Linked DNA regions of Homo sapiens: region 2 is linked to region 1. A link is an interaction called in ENCODE POLR2A ChIA-PET data of the cell type or tissue named here. Cell type or tissue: K562. All regions are shown on one strand.

Evidence for each region. Peaks named below come from ENCODE experiments on the same cell type or tissue, not always from the same donor. Only the 100,000 strongest peaks of a DNase experiment are listed, where the experiment ranks them.
Region 2: POLR2A ChIA-PET joins it to region 1 with 6 read pairs; 2 of 35 experiments call an interaction of 5 or more read pairs at or near these places.

What each region holds. Positions count from the first base shown.
Region 1 is chr15:77,621,223-77,623,722 of GRCh38, reverse strand. All of the region lies in intron 1 of LINGO1 (leucine rich repeat and Ig domain containing 1), which reads left to right. The region is part of intron 3 of LOC105370906 (a long non-coding RNA gene); the gene reads right to left. Among named protein-coding and RNA genes, the nearest start is that of LINGO1, 10 kb to the left of the region's middle. RefSeq lists enhancers at 1-20, 1,053-1,568, 1,569-2,084. In K562, no CTCF peak of the experiment used is centred here; DNase peaks (open chromatin) are centred at 311, 461, 1,042 and 1,382; H3K4me3 peaks cover 477 bases.
Region 2 is chr15:77,791,789-77,794,288 of GRCh38, reverse strand. It overlaps a transcript of LINGO1 not described here. Among named protein-coding and RNA genes, the nearest start is that of LINGO1-AS2, 130 kb to the right of the region's middle. In K562, no CTCF peak of the experiment used is centred here; no DNase peak of the experiment used is centred here; H3K27me3 peaks cover 1,366 bases.

The sequences.
Region 1 (2,500 bases):
CTGTCCCCATGGGGGTCTGAGGAGGAGGAGGGGAAAGGGGAGGCAGGTGGGGGCGGGGCGGACCAACCCCCGGGGAGACGGCGGACACTGGCTGCCTGGCCCCCAGCCGCGCAGTCCGCCAGGCTTTCTCCTGCAGGAGCTCAGCCTGGGCGCAGGACTGCAACTCTCAGGGTTGCCTCACCACCTCCCCATGGGCCAGGAGGCAGCCCCCCAAATTAGACTGGCCAGCAACGGAATTATTTCTCCCATTAGCAGCTCCTACCTTATGCCATTATCAGCCATTCACACCTCAGCGGGGATTAGCCCTGGAAAGCCAGAATGGAGCATCTTTAAAAGGAGTCCAGGGACTGGGGTCAGGATTTGGGCTAAGAGAGAAGCCATTAGGAGTCCCAGGATGCTCTCAAGTTGACCAGGCTACAAGTCCCTTCCCCCCTGCACACCTTTGCTCTCACTGTTCCCTTTGTGGAAATGCCCTCCCCCTGCCTCTTCCTTGGCCTGTGGAAAATGTTTGTATTTCAGCCTGAGCTCACACAGCACCTCCCCCTCACCACAAAGCCTCCTTCATTAAGAGCTAGGTTGGGAGTTGGAGAGCAGAGTGCGAGTCCTGCCCCTCGCAGCATTTGTCTGGTGGGCTCTCTCTGTTCCTTTGATGTGGGTGCGTCTGCAGGCAGGGCCTGGGAGTGTGGAGCTGTATCAGGCCCGGTCCCACTTCGGAGGCTGTCAGTCTGGGGGCCACAGGAGAGGAGGCCGCAGAAGTGCCAGCAGAGCTGGGAGAAGCCCAGAAGCAGTGTGGGCAGAGGGTGGCCGGAGATCCAGAGGGGACCCGCCAGAGGCCGTTGCTTCTTCTCAGGCTAGAGGAGAGCCACTGAGGGAGAAACCCTGAGCTGCTTCTGAAGGCCGAGTAGGAGGCCTCTAGGCATGGGAAACGGATGGTTGGCCGCTGCGACAGAAGGAAAAACCCGGGCTGGGGTGACCGTCACAGTCCTCTCTAGATGGGCCCCACTGCGCCCCCACTCCTGGCCACTTGACCCCAGTTATCTCTGAGCAGGCACAGTTCCCGCTAACACGCTTTATCGTTTCCTGAAACGGATCCCGCATACTGAAGCTGAAGCAAAGAAGGGACCTCAGGCAGGCAGGGACTTGGGGAGAGGACAAGTCACAAGGAGCCCAGGCTGGGCCTTGCTTCTTTTCCTTGGTGATCCGGCGTGAGTCCCCTCACCTTTCTGAGTCTCCCTCCCCAGCTAGATATGCAAGTGCTCAGACTCACCTGGTGGAGTGGCCGGGACGGGGCTGTGTTAACAGGCCCCAGGCTGATAGGCACAGGTGGTGGGGGCTGGGAACGTAGTTGTGCCTGCAGGACAAGTTCTGGCCTCTGTCTCTCCCTTCCCTGCCCCCAGCCTGTGTCCCCATCTTTCTCCCCTCCCCCCACTCTGCTTTCTCTGCCTCTCTCTTCCTCTCCTCTGCAGCCTCACCCACCACGTGTCTCCCGGGTGTCTCTGGGTTTCTCTCTCTTTCCCTCTCCTGCTCTCCCCATCATTTCTTGGCAGTGGATCTGGGCAGAGCCCTGGGCAGACTTTCCGAAGTGCTCTAGCCCCCTTCCCAGGCCTGCCATCCTCCCCGCTCCCTCTCTCCTGCTGCCCAATCAGTCACGGGCACGGCGGGCATCAAGGCAAGACGAGGACCGCGCACACCCACCTCGTTTCCCCGTGAGGAACTGCCCTGGCCACACAGCCAGGCTGAGCACCCAGAGGACCCTGGGCCCCAGCCTTCGTGGGGCAGACGCCTCCATGCCAGATCGCATGCCTGTGTGTGCAGGGGGTCCCCCTGGTCCCCGAGGAACGCTGAGTGGGAGCACCGTGAAATACTGATACCATAAACCTGGAATAACTAAACTTGCCATCCTGTGCTTCAGCCAGCCCCACATTAGGTGAGATTCAGGCCCAGGCAGCAGCCGCAGGCACAGGAAAGGAGTGTGGTGGAAAAACACTGAGTACACGTGGCTCGTGTAACACCCCGTTTTCTGGAAGTTGGGGAAAGGCTTTTGTCGGGTTTGGGGGCAGATGCCTGGGTGTAGCTCTCTGAGGACTAGGGCCTTCCCTCAGCCCTGGGGCCTCACCCTAGCACCACCCTGACAGGACAGCCCCTCCCCTGGCCTGGCCTGCAGAGTCTAAGCCCTGTGTCGCACCAGGCAGCTCTTGGAGCAGGCAGCCCAACTAGGAGACACAGAGCTCTGCCCCCCTCTGGCTTTGTGACCCAGGCCCAGGGCAAATTCTCTTTCAGAGCCTCTGTTTTTCTCATCTGTAAAATGGGTAAGAAAGATCTCTTTTGAAAGCATCTCTGAGACAATGGGTATAAAGCCCCAAACCTCAGCTGGGCACAGTGGCTCATGCCTGTGATCCCAGCACTTTGGGAGGCTGAGGTGGGTGGATCACGTGAGTTCAGGAGTTCAAGACCAGCCTGGCCAACATGGTGAAACCCTGTCTCTAGTAAAAATACAAAC
Region 2 (2,500 bases), 170 kb before region 1:
TATATATATATGTATATGTTTCTGCTAATTAGTTGGCTCTGGGTAGAATGAGCAACTAATTAGTCCCTCCAGTTTAACCTGTAATTGCTGCTGAGAGATGGGTGAGAAGATGGCGTCAGGATTGTCTGTGCAGCAACTGGGGTGACAAGGGCAGGGGGCAGGAGCGTGAGCAGCCTCCCCACTGCCCAGGCAGACGGCAGCACCCACAGGCACCACAGCCCGGGGGCATTGGGAGCTCAGTGGGCGGGGAGATGCAGGCGGGAGCTGACGCAGGGCAGGAGGGCCACAGTCAGCTGGGGGTCTGGCAGGGCTTGTTGGAACAGGTGACACCTGGGCTAAGCCTTGAAGTCTGTAAGGTGCTTTTCAAACATTTTATTTTTCTGGTTATAAAAAAAGTAATGTGTGTTCTCTATAGAAAAGTGTGAGCGCTTGGGTGTTTAGCCCGTCAGTCTTCTACAAAACATGTATTTATGACATAATTGGGATCAAGCTGTACTTACTGTTTTCTAACTTGCCTTTTACACTTAATCCCATACCAAGATTATTTTCCCATCATTAAATACTCTTCTATAATGTGATTTTTAATGGCAGTGTAATGTTTCAGCCTGCGTGTACCATAGTGCGTTTAGCCAATTCTCTGTTGTGTATTTTGATGGTTTCTGATGTTCTGTCATTATAAATAATGCTTGGATGAAGAAAGTCATGGATGTAGGGTTGTGACAGGCAGGGAAAGTTTAGGGTGGCAGGGTAGGCCCAGCCTGAGCAAAGGTGCAGTGGTAGGGGAGTTTGGAGTGTGTCTGGGGAGTGGCAGGGCCAGGGCTGGCATGGAGCACCGGAGGCTTGCACCGGAGGCTGAGGAATTGGAGCTTCACTCAGCAAAGCTCTAAACTCCTGGAGGAAGCTCAGGTTTGTCCTTGCTGCCCCTGCTTCTGTTGCTCCCTCCCTCGGTGCTCCAGTGATTAGAGGGGAAGAGGCAGGATGCTGTGTGTTCGGGAGGAAAGGGTAGGCAAAGCTGTGGATCCCAGATGACCTCTCCCTCCCTCAGTGGTGGGATCCGTGGTGTTTAAACCAAGACCCTCTGCTCTCTGGGGAGCCTTGCCCAGGTCTCCTCCTGCCAGGCAGGAGGGATGCAGGCACCAACTCTGAATACTTACAGACTCCTGGGTCAGCACAGCTGGTCAGACCAGCCTCTCCTTCATCCCCTCACTGGGGGGTGGCTTATGACAGGGACCCTGGAGGGCCAGGGAGGAGGCTGGAGGTGGTTTGTCGTTTCTTCCAGGAAGCTCCCCTGACCTCTGGGTAGAGCTAATGGCCTCTCCCTAGTGCCACCCTCCCTGTGCACATCTGTTGGCCCCAGCACTGCTGTCGTGCTGGGTTGGGATCACCTATGGGTGTGGGCCTGTTTCTCCCAAGGATGAATGTGCAGTGGTTTGTTCATTCTTCCTTCAGCGCATACTCACTGAGCGCCTGCTACACATGAGGCATTGTTCTCTGTGCCCAGCATGGCATCCATGGGTGAATAGGTTAGACCATGGCATTGCCCTCATAGAGCCTAAATTGTAACAGAGTAGACAGAAGAAACCAGATAAGTAAATCCGTAATATAAGATTAGGGAGTAATAAATGCCACAGAGAAAAATAAGGTTGGAAAAGGGGGCAGGCATGAAATCGGAGCTCTTCTCTGGAGCCCTTCTCTGGAGCCCTTCTCAGGAAAGTCCTCTCGGATGAGGGGCCATTTCAGCAGAGGCCTGAGGAGAGGGAGTAGGCCTTATGGAGCTCTGGATGGGCTTGGAGCTGGGACCAGCACAGAGGCCCTCACAGCTGGGCAGCCCTTGAGGAAGAGGGGCTGAGAAACGAGGCATGCAGGGCCAGGAGTTACAGAGTGATGCCTACTGGAGAAAGGACTGTAGGGTGGGTGGGCAAGAGTAGAAGCTGGCAGGCCAGTGGGAGACCCCAGCATCAGTCCAGACCAGAGGTGGTGGGGCCGGGCCTGGGTGGGAGGAGGGCTTGCGTTTGGAGACTTTGAAGGCGTTGCTGAAGGATGGGCTGTGGACTGGGAGAGGGCCAGCCTGGGAATGGGGCGGGCACTGGAGCCTTGGCCCGAGCCGAGGAACAGGGGTGGAGCGTGGGTTTGGAGGGAGAAGCAAGATCCTGCTTGGAAGTGTTTGAGGTGCCGGCATCATGAGGGGAGGCTGCACAGACAGTAAGCCTGCAGCTGCGGGAAGAGCTGGGCTGGAGAGGCAGTTGTGTGGGGAGTCAGCATCTGGGTGGTATCTGAAGCCTCTGAGCCTGGACAAGATGATGTAGAGAAGAAATCTGGGCCTCATTGCTTGGGGTGAATCCAGCCCTGGGGAGCTTCCTGCTTCTGGGTGGGCTGTTACTCTAACTTTGCAGACAAGGTCCCCTGATTTACCAGCCTGGAGAAACTGCTACCAGCTCGCCCTCCCAGCTGCTCCTCCCAAGTGGCCTAATGGATGGCACCATCATTCTGTAACACTTGT